2 separate regions of the Homo sapiens genome follow, and region 1 is linked to region 2. A link is a loop called in an ENCODE intact Hi-C map of the cell type or tissue named here. Cell type or tissue: PC-9. All regions are shown on one strand. Each heading gives the region's core, and the rest is flanking DNA. Links, peaks and the distances in the headings are about the cores only. Region 1 overlaps EYA2 (EYA transcriptional coactivator and phosphatase 2). Region 2 overlaps EYA2 (EYA transcriptional coactivator and phosphatase 2).

Region 1 (8,332 bases), core at 152-8,151, 190 kb before region 2:
CGAGGCTGCAGTGAGCCATGACCATGCCACTGCACTCCAGCTTGGGTGACAGAGTAAGACCCTGTCTTTCGGGGGGTGGGGGAAAAGGAAGCCGCTGTGCCTGGGCTTCTGGCATGGAAGAGCTGCCTTTCTGGCCCTAGACTGTTCACATTTCAGATTTCCTCATGAGAGAGAAACAGATCTGTGTTGTACTTAAGCCTCTTTATTTTGATGAGCTTGTATCCTAATTCATAGACAGCAGGGGGACAGTGAGAAGGCCGTGATGACGTCCAAGAGAAAGATGATGGTGACTTAGACCACAGAGGTAATGGCAAGGGGAGTGAAGAGAAGCGGACAGGGGCCAGGACCAGAGAATGCAGCAGAAACTCAGGTGAGGCAGGATGACGCCAGGTGCCTCCAACCTCAGCCACTGCTGTGCGACCATTGACTCCCTGGCCAGATGCATTAATTCCACCCTCCTGGGGCCAAACTCTTTGCCTCCCTCTTACTACTGCCCTCACCATGCCAGCCCCTGGACATCTTCTTCAGGGACAGCACCTCACTCAGGCACACCTCCTGGCTTCCAGAGGACACCCTGACATTGACAGATTGCCTGCTAAGGCAAGGGAGAGCAAGGAAGGCCCCCTCCTCAGTCCTGCTGCATCTTGCCTGCAAATCTTGCGTGTGTGTATGTGTGTATGTATGTATTTATTTACTTATTTTGAGATGAAGTCTTGCTCTGTTGCCCAGTCTGGACTGCAGTGGTGTGATCTCGGCTCACTGCAACCTCCGCCTCCTGGTTTCTGCTGCCTCAGCCTCCCAAGTAACTGAGATTACAGGTGCACGCCACCCTGCTTGGCTAATTTTTTTTTTTTTTTTTTTTTTTGTATTTTTAGTAGAGATGGGGTTTTGCCATGTTGGCGAGGCTGGTCTTGAACTCCTGACCGCAAATGATCCACTGTCTCAGCCTCCCAAAGTGCTGGGATTACAGGCATGAGCCATCGTGCCTGGCCCAAACTTGTGTTCTTTTAATATATACCAAGAAGAATGTGATGCCCAGCAGGCAGGGGGTACCTAAGACAGTTCTTGTCAACACACCTGCCATTTTAACCAAGAGGATGGGGGCCGTTACAATCTTTAGGGCCACCAAACGCCATGGATGTGGATAGCAAATCACCAGAGAGTTTCGGTGGTGTGATGAGCTGATAATGAAAATCTGCAACTGGAGAGTCAGCCTATCTTCTCTGTCTACTTTAGATCCCTTTTCTTCTGGCTTTATATCTATTTATGATGCCTTTGTTTATAGGTACCTTTGCTTGTTAACTTCTTTTTCATGCCCGAACTAAATGTCCCCTTGCTGAAATTTGGAATCATCTTTAATCACACTGCCTATAAAATTTCAGCCATTCAACATAAATCTAGGTTTTAAATGTATTTTAAATTAAAGTTGTGACATCTCAAAACATAAATAATACTTGTTTTTTTTTTTTGTTTTTTGGAGATGGAGTCTCCCTCTATCGCCCAGGCTGGAGTGCAGTAGCACAGTCTCGGCTGCCAGGCCTCCCCAATCTCTTCTTCTCACAGGGCAGGGCTGAACAGTATCTCCTCCTGGCTGCATCCGAGCCCAGAAGTCAAAACCTAAGGGGTCCCTGCTTGGCTGGGACAGAGGCCGCAGACCTAGGTCCAGCTCTGACTCGACAGTGGCACATCCCTGTGAAGTAGGGCTTGGGGGCTTCCCATGAACAGCTTTCAGAGTGAGTGCAGTAGAGTGGGGCTGGAGGACAGTTTTGACAGATCTTGAGCAGGTGCTTGAATTTTAACCCAACATCCACCCTTACCCATGACCCAGGTGACATTTCAGAGGAGGGTTCACCTGCCCTGCAAAGTAAGAGCTGCAAAATCAGCAGCTCTTGCACAAAGGCAAAGTGGCAGGGAGCAGGGGAGGGAGTGTCGATATTTATGCCCAAGCTGCAGCAGTTGGCTGGGACCCAGGCCTGGTCTGCTCATGACTGTCATCATCTTTGTCATATTTCTGTTGCCTATACTTTTATAAAATGATTGTAAAATCAGGGGTCGGCAAGCTAGTTATAGTTTTCTAATTCACAGTAAAATAAATATGTAGCAATTAAACAATTTGCCCTGGTACCATAGAACCCCCACTTGCCTATCCCCAGGGACACATGTAGCCCCTGTAGCCCCCTGGTGGAAAGGCCCCCACATTGGGCAGGTATGCCAGGCTCTGTGCTGACTGCTTTCACATAGCTCCATCCTTACAGCCCTAGATGGTGGGGGCTTTTCTTCCACCCATTTAACAGATGAGCAAACTGAGGCTCAGAGGGATGGAGAGACTTGCCCAGGTTAGGAGATGGTGGATCCAGGACTCAACAGCAGATGGAACTGATTAGAAGGCTTTTGTCCTCAACTTGGGACATGCGTGCAGAATATCCTAAGATACAGCTGCATGTGGCACCTTCTGTGTCCCGGACCATTTTTTTTTATTCTTTTTTTTTTTTTTTGAGACAGAGTCTTGCTCTGTCGCCCAGGCTGGAGTACAGTGGGGCGATCTCTGCTCACTGCAGCTTCCGCCTCCTGGGTTCCAGTGATTCTCCTGCCCCAGCCTCCTGGGTAGCTGGGATTACAGGCGCCTGCTACCACACCTGGCTAATTTTTGTATTTTTAGTAAAGACGGGGTTTCACCATGTTGGCCAGGCTGGTCTTGAACTCCTGACCTCAAGTGATCCACCCGCCTCGGCCTCCCAAAGTGTTAGGACTACAGGCGTGAGCCACCGCACCAGGCCAATCCTGGACCATTCTTTAAACCCCACAGATTCTTTCCCCTGGGAGTCTGGAAGTTGCTGATTTAATGCGGATGCCTGCTTCAATCCTTGTCCTCTGGAGTCTGTTCTCCACCAGGCAGCCAGAGGCAGCTTCTGAACCAAAGTCACATCATGTTGTTCCAAACCCTCCAGTGGCTTTTGTCACCCTTGGCTGTTACCCAAAGCCTTACAATGGCCCAAAGGCGTCACCCTCATTGCCCACCACAATTCTTCCTGTTCCCTCTGCTTCAGTCTTGCTGGTTTCCTCCCAGTTTCTGGAGCCCATCAACTCTAATCATACCTTGGCCTTTGCACAGTGCTTCTATCTGGAACACTCTTCACCCAGATATCGGCATGGCCTCCTCCTCCACCTCCTTCAGGTCTTTGCTCAAAAGTCAGAAGAGCCTGGGTGCGGTGGCTCACACCTGTAATCCCAGTACTTTGGTATTTTGGGGGTTGAGGAGGGTGGATCACTTGAGGTCAGGAGTTCGAGACCACCGTGCCCAACAAGGTGAAGCCCTGTTTCTACTAAAAATACAAAAATTAGCTGGACATGGTGGCGTGTGCCTGTAATCTCAACTACTTGGGAGGCTGAGGCAGGAGAATCGCTTGAACCCAGGAGGCAGAGGTTGCAGTGCGACAAGATCGTACCTCCAGCCTGGACAACAGAGTGAGACTGTCTCAAAAAAAAAAAAAAAAAAAAAGTCAGAGGAGCCTCTCCTGGATATAACAAGTAAAAACCACAAAACAAAAGCCCTGGTGAGAGCCTCCTCCCTGACTCTCTTGGTCTCTCTTCAGAGCACTTTGCTCTGACATTATACTTTGCATTCCATTGTTTATGGTCAGCCTCCTGAACTGGAAGGTCAATGCCTTGTGGGCACGGGTCTTGCTGTGTTTGGTTTGCTGCTGAATCCACAGCATTCCATTAGGGCCTGGCAAATGGTAAGCCCTTCATAAAGCGCTGCTGGACGCGGGAAGGAACTCCCTTACAGGTGGTACTACTACAGGCTCGGAGAACAAAGGCTTCTGGCTTTGCCGGGCCTTGAGCACGCCTCTCTCTGGTCCACACAGCTTCCCTGGGCAGCTGCAGAAGGCTGTGCTTTAGATTTTGACAGGGACTGCCTTGCACCAACAAACAATATGTTTTCACTTGTGTGGATTTTAACTTCATCATCGTATAACGTGGTTTCAATTCTGCTGAGGTGCCCTGGGGGGCTTCTGGCACTGGGACATTTTCGAAATAAATTTAGAAAATAAAAACAAACTGGCTTCCCTAAGTAGCTCCAGCTGGTAATTAAGATCCTCCTTCCAGAGGTGCAACTTCGACTTCAGGGGCCAGACAGAAACAGCAGAGTGGGGCAAGACTCTGAAGACATCAGCTTGAAATACACAGAAATCCCACAAAATACCTGGCTTTGAGTCGCAGGTTCAACCAAGATCCACAAGGCGCCTATTCCATGCCTGGTGTTGTTACTGCAGTGGAGGTTCAAACTCATCTATCTGCTGCCTGATCTGGCATCTTCACCAGGGTGTCTCAGACATCTCAAACCCCACGTACCCCAGACAGGGGGATGGGATCCTCCACTGCATACCAAACACCTCTTCTGTTTTGCCCATCTCAGTGAAGGACAACACATCCTGGTCAGATCAAGCCCAGGAGTCCTTGCCACCTCTCTCTCCCCCAACCTCCACATCTAGTCTATCAGCAAGTCCTCTTGGCTTCACCTCACCCTCAAGTCCACGTCTTCCTACCACCTGGATCCAGTCCATTTTCTTCTCTTGCTTGGACTATTGCAGTAGCCTCTTGGCTGGTCTCTCTGCCTCCACATTTCTTTTCTTTTTTACTTTTTTTTTTTTTAAGATGGAGTTTCAATCTGTCGCCCAGGCTGGAATACAGTGGCTTGATCTCAGCTCACTGCAACCTCTGCCTCCTGGGTTCAAGTGATTCTCCTGCCTCAGCTTCCTGAGTAGCTGGGATTACAGGCACCCGCCACCACACCTGGCTAATATTTTTGTATTTTTAGTAGAGACAGGGTTTCATCATGTTGGCCAGGCTGGTCTTGAACTCCTGATCTCAAGTGATCCACCCGCCTTGGCCTCCCAAAGTGCTGGGATTACAGGTGTGAGCCACCATGCCCAGACCACATTTCTCCTCTGACTGCCCATTCTCCACACAGCAGCCAGAGAGGTCTTTTTAACACACAACCCAGACCATGTGGCTTTTCCTTCTTAATATCAGCTTGCCCCAGAGATGTCCAAGGCACTTAGAATGAGCTTCGATTGCTGTAATATCTCCTGCCCCAGGCTCATCTATCCTGGCCACCTCCATACTTTTACTCCTGCACTTCGGCCTCCATGCCTTCTCTCTGATCCCAGGGGCCTTCATGCTTGTTCTCACTCAGGACCTTTGCACTTGCTGTCCCCGCCCCACTGCCCCCGATCTCCATCTGAATGGGTGCTTGTCATCCTTTGGTTCAAGTGCTACTGCCTTAAGAGGCCTTCCCTGGACCGGCCCCCTCAAGAATGCTGCCCCCCAACCCTCCTCCATCCCCATCACTTGTTCTCACATCTGATTATTTTATTTTCTTCATATCCTTTTTATTATCATAAATGGTCTTGTTTATGGATTTGTTTGGTTGTTTACTGCCTGGGCCCTAGAGATTCAGGGTCAATCACACAGAGTGGTCCCTGTTCTCACAGAAGTGGGGGCAATAAGCAAGAATGAAAACAACCCTGGACTTTTCAACTACAAGGGCCAATAATTTCCACTTTTGGTTAAAACGAGTTGGGTTTTGATCTTTGCAATCGGCTGAGTCTTTACCGCATTAGGCTCCATAAATACTCACTGAATTCAACGGCCACAGTTTTTGTTTGTTTGTTTTCTCTCTTGTGTCCTTCGAGCCATAGACGTCATCGTGAAGCGAGCCTGAACTTTGCTTTTGAATAGAGACAGTCCCAAGCCTTGAAGCCAATGGTATTTATTCTCCATTGCTCCAAAGCTCTCTTTCTTCCTCAAGTTTCTACCTAGTTCTGCTCTTTGAAACAGATGTTGGGCAAAGAATACCAATTCCATTTTATAGATGTGAAGACTGAGGCCCAAGAGGCTTACATAGATTAGACAAAACACAAGACTGATTATTTCAGCAAGGATTCCTCTCTCTGGAACTCCAGCCTGCAGACTAGAAAGAAAAATCTGTATGCTTTCCTAATGATAAATATTAGTAGTGCCTTGGGCTAGCCAGGATGGATTTGAAATCCATAACCTTTATATTTCTACTTCAGTTTAGTCCCCAGGGATATTCCAGATTCCGGGAAAAAATATTCCTACTAAGAGAAATAGAATTGTTTTTTTGTATACAGTTTTATTTTAGATTGCCTTTCTTTTTCTTTCTTTTTTTTTTTTTTTGATGGTGTCTTGCTCTGTTGCCAGGCTGGAGTGCAGTGGCACGATCTCTGCTCACCGCAAGGTCCGCCTTCCGGGTTCACGCTACTCTCCTGCCTCAGCCTCCTGCGTAGCTGGGACTAAAGGTGCCCGCCACCATGCCCGGCTAATTTTTGTATTTTTAGTAGAGACGGGGTTTCGCCATGTTAGCCAGGATGGTCTCGATCTCCTGACCTTGTGATCCACCCGCCTCGGCCTCCCAAAGTGCTGGGATTACAGGCGTGAGCCACCGCGCCCGGCCGGTTGCCTTTACTTTTCAATCTGTTGAACCAATAAGGTGAACATAATTTACAAAGCCAGAAGATTTCCTTACTGATCCTTTTATCAGCCAAAACCCCTTCTTCACGTTGGAGAAAGTTGCTTGCTCTTTCATTAGAGAGAAGTAACTCATTGTATTTCCCTCTTTACTTTGGCTACCAGGAAGTGATACACTCTGAACTTGATTGCAATAGTTAGCCTGAGCCTGGATTTTTTTTGTGCAATGTCTTACCCTTATTCATGACATAGCTTTGCTTCCGCTTGCCTTTGTGTTACTAGTTCTATTCTAAATATGTTTCCCATTCGAAATCCTTTCTGACATAGGCTGGGTATAAACAAATGAATTCAATTTATTTTTGAAGCTGCTCTCCCGCTTTTTTCCCTATCTCCCTTGGATCTTGCTTACGGGCTCAGGAGCAGATACTTTAAATAAGCATATTCCCTCTGCTCACTCTCACTCTTTCTCTTTATAAAACATGCTTTCAGGGGAATGTAAATTGTTTTTAAAAGCTTCCACCCTGGGCCACTGCTAATTATTACTGACCCAGGAGGATCTGTACTAATTTGCCTTAATAAACTTATTAAATAGCAAATTTCAGGAGGAAGAAACTACATAGCCATTATTGGATTAGTAAAACTGCCAGTGGACACTACCACTGGAACAGAGAAGAGCCCGTTAACTGCACAGGAAAGCTAGGGAGATAATTGAGCTAAGTGTGTTTCCAATAAACCATCACCGGCCACAGTTTTGGGCCTTTTTGGGGGTTGTTAGCAAAAGTTTCAAGCTTCTAAAAGAAAAAGGAGAAAAAAAGAAAAAGAAAAAGAAAGGAAAGGCAGCATCCTTCTTCCCATAAACTAGATGCAGGTGATTAAACATGGCAAATATTAAATGAAATCAGCAACCACAAACCTCCAGGTCATTGAAGAACAGATGTGTATCTGCAAGGTTGAAGATCATCTCTTCCATCATAAGGCCAATGCGCACGGACGTCGTGGTGTCCTGCGAGGCAGAGAAGGGGAAAATCACATGCACGCGGAGCCTGAGGAATCTTAGCTACCCTTTTGGTCCCATTCCACTGCCGAAAAGCAGTTTTGGTTTTTCCTCATCTGCTCGGCTCACGCGTGGCCTAAAATGAGTCTCTGTGTGAGGCCGGTGTGATAATCATGTTGTACAGCTTCCGGGATCTCACTTCCAGTTTTCACCATTTCTTTTTACCCTTTCCAGTATTTAAATCTCCTGGAAAATGACCCTGGGATTGCAACAGTGTTCAGCGTTGCAAGGACACTTATCACAGATATGATATGGCTGTAATAAAACAGGGCCTCCTGGCAAATGCATGTTTTCAGGGGTTGCCCCCAACACATTTTTGTTTTCAGGGAGGTCTGGAAGATTTCAGTATAAACTACTGGGAGAGTTGGGATGTTGAGTCTCTCTCTCCAACAATCTCTCTAGGCACACTGCCTTACTCCCTCCTCTTGATATTTAAAAAAATCCCTGTTATCCAACAATAGAGGGTTAATGATAAAAACACACAAACACAAAGGCACTATGGTACATTCATAGGAGGGAAAACTAGGCAGCCATTATACAAACGAAGTCATTCTGGAGTTACTGATATGAAACTGTCATCAAGAGATACAGTACTAAGTAACAAAAGCAAGCTGCAACACAGCATAACGTATGAATTTGCACACTTGTGCAATGAAAGTGCCTCCTTTCTGTATACACAGTGTGGTAGACTGTACTGCTGTTCACCCATATTTGGGGTCCCTCCCTGAGGTGCTTCTCCCTGCAAAAGGAGGACATGTAGCAGGGGTTGGCAAGCTGCAGCCCCCA
Region 2 (8,332 bases), core at 298-8,297:
AGCTGAGGAGGATGCCGTGGGAGGCGGGAATGGAATAAAGTTCTGCAAAGGGACAGGGCCTCACTGCGATCAGCTAAAGCAGTAACAGAGGAGATTCTGCCCTTCACTCCACACCCCTGCCACAGAGAACACTTGGCAATGTCTGGAAACCTTTTTGATTGTCACAATTCCAGAGGGTAGAGGCCAGGGATACTGCTAAACTAATGCTACAATGCACAGCATCAGCCCCCACCCCCAACAAAGGAATGGTCCAGTCCCAAATCTCCACAGTGCCAAGGGGAGAGACTCTGAACTAAGGGGAAGGGCTCTATGTACACAATGACAGATGCAAATGCAACCAGAAAGGTCTTTGTGACTCAGTCAGGTCATTCTGCACATATTACTCATCCACTGCATATTTATTTCCTGAGCATCTACTCTGTGTTGGGTGGTTTCCAACAAATGAAGGTTCCTCAGACAGTGTGGCGATTCCTCAAAGTCCTAAAGACAGAAATAACATTTGACTCACAATCCCATTACTGGGTATATACCCAAAGGAATGGAAATCATCCTATTATAAAGGCACATACACGTGTATGTTCACTGCAACACTATTCACCATAGCAAAGACACAGAATCAACCTAAATGCCCATCAATGATATACTGGATAAAGAAAATGTGGTACGTATCCACCATGGAATACTATGCAACCATAATAAAGAACGAGATCACGTCCTTTGCAGGGACATGGATGGAGCTTGAGGCCATTACCCTTAGCAAACTATCACGGGAACAGAAAACCAAGTACTGCATGTTCTCACTTAATAGGTGCGAGCTAAGTGATGAGAATACATGGACACACAGAGGGGGACAGCAGACACTGGAGCCTATTGGAGGGTGGTGGTGGGAGGTGGGAGAGGCTCAGGAAAAATAACTAACGGGTACTTTATGGGTAACGAAATAATCTGTACTACAAACCTCCATGACGCAAGTTTGCCTATAGAACGAACCTGCACACGTACCCCTGAACTTAACAGTTTAAAAAAATGAGGGTTCCTCATGGACAAGTTGTCTCTCATTTCCATAATGCTACTATCTTCATACCAGCCATCAGTGAAAAACTATATAACATGTTCATGTTTTTTTTTCATAATTACACGTGAGCTCAGATTCATTTAAAAAATCACCAAACTTTATTGCAACCAGGCTCATTTTGTCTCCCTGCCTAAGTCATCCCCATCATGGCTCAGTTGGCGAGAAATGAGGGCATTTTCAAGGTTTGGTTAAAGTTTAGATTCTCTCTCAAAGGAGCAGGAGAGCCTGTGGGGAATGCTGGGCACAGGAACAACTTTGGAAAACTGTCCCCAGGCAGCAGCGTGGCAGGAGGCAGAGAGGGAGACACAGGCGCAGCTGAACCCATTTACCAGACTCGAGTTCTAGCTTAAGCAAAAAATGCCATCACTGCAAGCGAGGGTGTGATGGTGAGAATAAAGTGTTCCAGTGGATCAAGAGCTATTTCGGAGCCATGGTGATAAGTCTTAGCGATCAACTTTGATACAGCAGGGGAGGGATTGGGAAGAGGCCAGCAAGTCTTCCAGGCTTTCAGAGTGAACTCTGAGTGGATGGTAGAGCTCATGACCACTGGGAAGGCAGTTGGTAGGGAGAGCAGGGAATGTAGTTTGGGACAAATTGCAAGTTGAGAAGCTTATACATTTTATTCACAAGAGAGCCCTAGAACCCTCAGTGGATGCATTTCTTGTGGCTGCTGTAAGAAAGAAGCACAAACTTGGTGGCTTACAACAGAAATTTATCCTCTTGCAGTTCTGAAGGACAGAAGTCCAAACTCAGTATTGCTGGGCCACAATCCAGGTGTCTACAGGGCCATATTCCATCCAGAGGCTCCAGGTGAGAATCCATTTCAGCCTCTGGTGTCCACCAGCAAACCTTGATTTGTGGCTGCATCACTCCAAGCTTCAAGGCCAACATCTTCAAATCTCTGTCCTGTCTTCACATTGTCTTCGTGTGTGTGTGTGTGTGTGTGTGTGTGTGTGTGTGTGTGTGTGTGTGTGAAATCTCCTTCTGCCTCTCTCCTATAAGAACAACTGTGATCTCATTTGGGGCCAACCTGGATAATCCAAGATAATCCCCCATCTCAAGATCCTTAACTGAATCCCATCTGCAAAGTATTTTTGCCACATAAGGTGACATGTACAGTTTCCAGTGATAAGAACCTGACATCTTCCTGATATCTTATTCAGCCTGGTATTGACTAGTTTTTAGAGTGAAATTTTAGCAAGTGTGTATAATTGATAGGCTTGCCATTGATAGGCTATTAGAAGCAGTAAAGAAGGAGGAAGGGGTACAGTAACCCGCAGGGGTAAAGAGCTGACCAGAGGTCCCAAGGACATGACAGTATCATAGAATACTTAAAAAATACAAGCTTGCAATAGCAGAGGTGCATTTATTGAGTGCTTCCTACATACCAGGCCCTGTTGTAACTGCTTTACCTCAAGTAAGTCATTTAATTTTAGAGAAAGTGATATGGTTTGGCTCTGTGTCCCCACCCAAATCTCTCCCACCCCATATCATGGGAGGGACCCAGTGGGAGGTAATTAAATCATAGGGTTGGGTTTTTCCCATGCTGTTCTTGTGATAGTGAATAAGTCTCACAAGATCTGATGGTTTTATAAAGCAGAGTTTCCCTGCACATGCTCTCTTTTGCCTGCTGCCATGTAAGACATGCCTTTTGCCTTTCATGATTCTGAGGCCTGTGAGTCCACTAAACCTCTTTTTCTTTATAAGTTATCCAGTCTCAGGCATGTCTTTATTAGCAGCGTGAGAACAGACTAATACAGGCAGGGATGCTTATGTGCCCACCAAATCCAGATATTCTTCCTCCTGAACACAGATCTACGCTGCATTTCTCAGTCTCCTTGCAGTTAGGTCCAGCCAGTGACTGAGTTCCGGCTAATGGACCATGAGCAGAAGAGATGTGTGCAATGTGTAGGGCTGGCCATTAAGACCTTGGATACCAGACCCTTCCCTCTCTTTTCTCATCTACCTGCTGATTGGACTTGCCTCTGAGACACTATAGGGAGAAAGACCTATGCAATGGAAAGGACCTGGGCCCTTGGTTGACCACATGGAGGACACCCATCTACCAGGAACACTGTTACTGGTCCTTAGGTGAGAGATCCATTGTGACTGTGTTAAGCCCTGAGAATATAGGGTTTATTTGTTACAGCAGCTGACATTACCTTAACCAATACAGATCCTCTATCCATTCGATGGAATTTTATGCAGCTGTTAAAAACAATAAGTAGGGGTTATACCCATTGCTTTGGAAGCAATTCCATGAATATCACTGATGGGCAAAAAATCAGATGCTAAGCAGGTGTAATGTATTATTTTTAAAAAACAATCAGTGATTCTTCCTGCCACCTGCTCCCACAAAAAACCTAAACCAAACTAAACACCAAACCTGAATACATCTGTTTAGGAACACAAAAGTATGAAGAAAAATGTGGAAGACAAAAAGGTCAGGGGTTGGCAAGTTATAGCCTGAAGGCCAAATCTGGTGCACTTCCTGATTTTGTAAATAAAGTTTTATTGGAACACAGACACACCCACTTTGCTTACATATTGTCTAGGGCTGCTTTCATGTTATGATGACAGAACTGAGTAGTTGAAATGGAGATTGCATGGCCTGCAAAGCTATAAATATTTACTATCTGGCCCTTTACAGAAAAAGTTTGCCAATGCCTGTACTCAGTGATCAACATAGGAAAGATTAAGATTGTAACATATAAGCAACATGAACTACTATTAGTAACAAAGCAGATAAGATCTAGATGTACTAACAGTGAAAAAATGTCGAGATTATGAAAGTGGAGACTAGCAAATTGTGGTGTGTAAAATCTGATCCTCTTTTTGTAAAAAGAAAACTCTATGAATTTGTGGATGATTTTTATATTTATTAAAACATGTCTGCAAGGGTATATACCCAACAATTAACAGGGGTTATGTCAGAAAAGATCTATTTTTACTTTATATACTTCAGCATCATTTTATTGCTCTATGATAAGCATGTTAATTACTTTTGTAATTAAAAATGAAACCAAAAAAGGAAAAGAAAGTCACAAGAAACCTGAACCCCAAAGTGTGTAGAGGTTTCTGGTGAGGTGGCCTTTGTTCTTGAGTATAAAAGTGGTCCTTATATTTATTCAGATTCTCTAAGTGCCAGGTGTGAGGCCTGGCTGACACACAGTAGGTGCTCATTAAATAAATAATGACAGCTGGGCCCGGTGGGCCTGGTGGCTCACGCCTGTAATCCCAGCTACAGGCTGAGGCAGGGGAATTGCTTGAACCCAGGAGGCGGAGGCTGCGGTGAGCCGAGATCGCGCCATTGCACTCCAGCCTGGGCAACAAGAGTGAAACTCCATCTCAAAAAAAAAAAAAAATGACTGCATGAACGAGTGTGGAAGGAAATGAATAATGCAGCAAAAGAATGAAAAAGAAGAGAGAAGAGAATGAAAACCTGCCTTCCTCTGCTCACCCATCAAGCACCAGGAAATCAACTCAGGCTGAGAAAAGGCCTGCAGGACGTGCCGACATCCATTTTGACCTTACGAATGGCCAAAGATACTGATAGTGCTTCTTCCCTACTCCCAAAATCAAGGCAAATGACACACATGAAAAACCTCGAGTAAATTTTCTGCCAAAGATTTTCAGCTGCAGACCACCAACCCAGCTTCCCCTTGGCTCTGAGAATGCCTCGTAGTAAGAACTGACTGTTAGCAGAACCTATTTCCCTGGGGACGCAGCTCAGGGTTGACATGAACTCACAGTCTCGAGCAGAACGAAACTGTGAGGAGAGGTGGCTATCGGTGGCATCTCCTGGTGTTTGAGGAATGACGCACAGGGTTTCTTCACTTGCTCGGCTGAAAGGAAGGAGCATCTGTTTATGTTGTTGCTGCTGTTTTGACACTGGCCACTCATCGGCATGGTATTTGTGGAGAGAGGTGGCATAAAAACTGTATTAGTGTGTTCCCTCAAAGAGAGCGAGCTGCCAGGAGACTGCGTGCTACGCAAATCTTTTGTCCACAAACCACAAGTCAAAATGAGTTGGAATTTAGAGAGAAACACAGCTGTGTGGGTTGAGACATTGCTTCTTTACTGTAAGCTCCTAAATTTACCGATTTTATTTTTCTTATTTGCCCCCCTTCCTTCCTCCCTGTCTGTTTCCCTTCTTCCACAAATATTTATTGAACTTTTACTATGTGCCGATCGTTGTTCTAGGAGTGAGGCATGGAACAGCAAATTAAACAATGTCTCAGTCCCCCTGGAGATGATGCTCTAGTAGGGGTGACCTACAATAAACAGGAGGCGCTTAAATATTCATGACAGGGTGATCAGGGAAGGCCTCTCGGAGGAGGTGATATTTGAGCAGACCCCTGAAGTGGATGAGCAAGTGATGTGAAGAGGAGGTAGGAAAGAGCAACAGGACAGAGCAGCACATGCAAAGGCCCTGGGATGGAAATGAGCTGGATGTGTCTGAATGTCAGAAAGAAGAATCGTGTGGTTGGAACATGATGAGAAAGGGTCACAGGGAGAGAAGAACATGTCCAAGAAGTAGCCAAGGGCCAGCTCACACAGGGCCTTGTAGGCCCTGGGGAAGCTAAGTGTATTGGGAATTTGCTGGAAGGTTCTGAACAGGAGAGTGGCATGGTCATCCCAACGAGAGCTCCTTTGCTCCTACTTATTCACGCGATCTATGCCTATTCAAGGAAAGTTGGAAACCACAGAAAAGAAAAAGGAAAGAAAAATGCCACCCATGATCTTAGCATCTGTGCTGGTGGTTCTGAATGGCAGTGATTTTACTTCCCAGTGGACAGTTGGCAATGTCCAGAGACACTTCTGGTTGTCATAACTGGGGAGGGAGAGGAACTGGGGAGGGAGAGGCCAGGAATACTGCTAACCATCCTACAAGGCACAGGACAGCGCCATAAGGAAGAATTATCAGGCCCCAGTGTCCGTACATCTGTCCATACCGCTGATGTTCTCAAGGCCAACTCTAAACCTGTGTTTGGGGACATTTCTCCCACTTCCAACCCGGCTCATTCTAATCTACTTTCATTTTTAGTGTACATGAGCTCCTACCTAATCTTCTATGTTGATGCTTCCTTTCCACCGAACAGGAAAACATAACCATTCCCCAAGATTTTGTTCTAACACTACCTATGATGGTGTCACTTTCCTTAGCACTGAGGTTCCATAACCAGGTCCCATAACTCTTGGGTTAACCCGCGGAGTTCTCAAGCCCTCAGACCCCAGCATCCCCATGTGTAAAGTGGGGTTAACAGTACATCTGCCTCAGAGGGTAGTCATGAAGATGAAACGAATTAGAATATGTAAAGCATCAGTGACACACACTAAATATTATAGGAACATTTGCTATGATCACAACTCAAGTATCTCCCTTTCGTGTTTTCCAAGTTTTAATATTAGGAATAATGCTGTTAAAAGTATTTTTAAAGATAGATTTCCACGACTTCAAATATTGGGTCTCTCAGAGTGGGATGACATTTGAAAATTGAACTCTATGAGCTGTGCAAAACTGTCACAGGGTGAAATAGGAATGTTTCAGGAAGTCTCATTTTTCATGTGTTTAGATGTGCAACGACTCCTGATAGAGAGTTTCCCTGGGCAAAACACCTTCACTTTGCATCTTAAGATAATTGGGAATGCAACCTCTTACATAAAAGCATCCTTAGGGTGCCCTGCTTGGGATGCGGGGCTGATCTGGTATGAGGTTCTTATTTCAGCAAGCGTGGGCAACCCCTGCCCCGGGGAAGCCAGTGGGGCTGAACTCGCAGGCCTCAGCCTGCCAGGAAGAGCTCCAGGTGATGCCTCCAGGTGCGGGGTGGCCTGCGGAGGGGACCAGGCTTTACTTTTCCATTGTGTGCGGCCTCTGGACCAAACAGGAGCTCTAGCAAAATGCCCAACTCCCTCCTTATTCCGGTGGGTGCTTGCTCTGCCCTTCACTGTTCAGCAGAGGAACTAGAAAAGCACAGAGCTGCACAAAGGAGGTGCTCAACAAATCCTTGTTGAATGAATGAATGACTGATGAACAAACGGCCAAAGCTATTGATTCATCACACCGATTTCTAAAAGGAGGTTAAATGAGGCCAGCTTCTGGCTTGCTCAGAGTAAAATCTAAAGAGCCAAGCGCAACCCATGAGGCCCTGTCTGATCCCGCCCCTGACTTCTGGAGCTCAGATCCCGCCACCCTCCATCTCTCACACTGGCCTCCTAGTGGTGGTCCCTCAAGCCCCATCCCCCACCAAGCATGCTCTCCTTTCAGACATGCCCACGGCTCTCCCTGCCCCTCTCAGGCCTCTGCCAGAGAGACCTCCCTGACCACCCTACCTTAAGGAGGGTCCCTCACTACTCCTGCCCCATTGCTCGGCGGAGTTCTTCTCCATTGCATTTCTCACCCCCGGACACATTCATTACACACGTGCCTTTGTCTGTTTCTTGTCTGTCTCTACCCTCCAGAAACTATGATTCACAGAAAGAGAGACTTGTGGGCTTTCAACACCAATAGTCATGCCTGGTATAAGTAGGAGCATAATAAATATTTGTTAAGAGAGAGGAAGGAAGAGGGAGAGAGGGAAACTGACAATGTCAGGAGGTGGCAGAATTCTTCAGAGAGGCTCTGATGCTTCTGAATATTTCTCTGGGAACCCTGTTATCCCTGTTTCACAAATGAAGGAACTTAGGCTCTGAGAGGTTGAACTTGGCCCATCTGATCCTGAAATCCACACTCTCGCCCCCATCCTCTCCTGCCTGGGCCACAGATTAGTCACTTGAAGTTCAGATGACGAAAATTACCTGTATAAGGTCCCACAGCAGGTTAGTGGGGGAGCTGGGACAAGAATCTGAGTCCTCTGACGCCTGAGAGTGGTTTTATTACTCAGCTCCCTGGTGGCCCATGATGTAGAAGTGCATAGCCCGGTTGCCCTTCAGGGCTGTTGTGGGAACTTTGTTCTAATCCTCAGTGACTGGCACTCTTCTGCTTGTCCAGCAGACCCAGGATGTAGGTTATAACTGGTATCAACCAGAGTTTAGTTGCAGAGGGTAGAACCCACTACAGCTAGCTTAAGCAGGAAGGGGTTAATTCAGGCTAGCAAACGACTTAGAGAATTTCTGGGGAGGTTGGGGGCACAGACGCTAGGATAAGCTTTAGGGAATGCCAAAGCGACACCAGACAACTGGTTACTGCTACATGTGCTGTGACCAGAAAGCTGCTGGTTACAGAAAAAATCCCTCCATGATAGGCACCTTGTGGAT

What was found. Peaks named below come from ENCODE experiments on the same cell type or tissue, not always from the same donor. Only the 100,000 strongest peaks of a DNase experiment are listed, where the experiment ranks them.
Region 1: it touches region 2 in a loop (7-fold over the local background); 1 of 110 quality-filtered maps calls a loop at or near these places.

Annotation. Positions count from the first base shown.
Region 1 is chr20:47,142,222-47,150,553 of GRCh38, reverse strand. EYA2 (EYA transcriptional coactivator and phosphatase 2) reads right to left here. Exons shown (of 16, transcript NM_005244.5): 10 at 7,406-7,495. Among named protein-coding and RNA genes, the nearest start is that of MIR3616, 21 kb to the left of the region's middle. In PC-9, for the core only: no CTCF peak of the experiment used is centred there; a DNase peak (open chromatin) is centred at 3,673; H3K27ac peaks cover 466 bases.
Region 2 is chr20:46,951,247-46,959,578 of GRCh38, reverse strand. The region is part of intron 1 of EYA2 (EYA transcriptional coactivator and phosphatase 2); the gene reads right to left. Among named protein-coding and RNA genes, the nearest start is that of EYA2-AS1, 54 kb to the right of the region's middle. In PC-9, for the core only: no CTCF peak of the experiment used is centred there; DNase peaks (open chromatin) are centred at 358, 3,808 and 4,968; H3K4me3 peaks cover 739 bases; H3K27ac peaks cover 3,104 bases.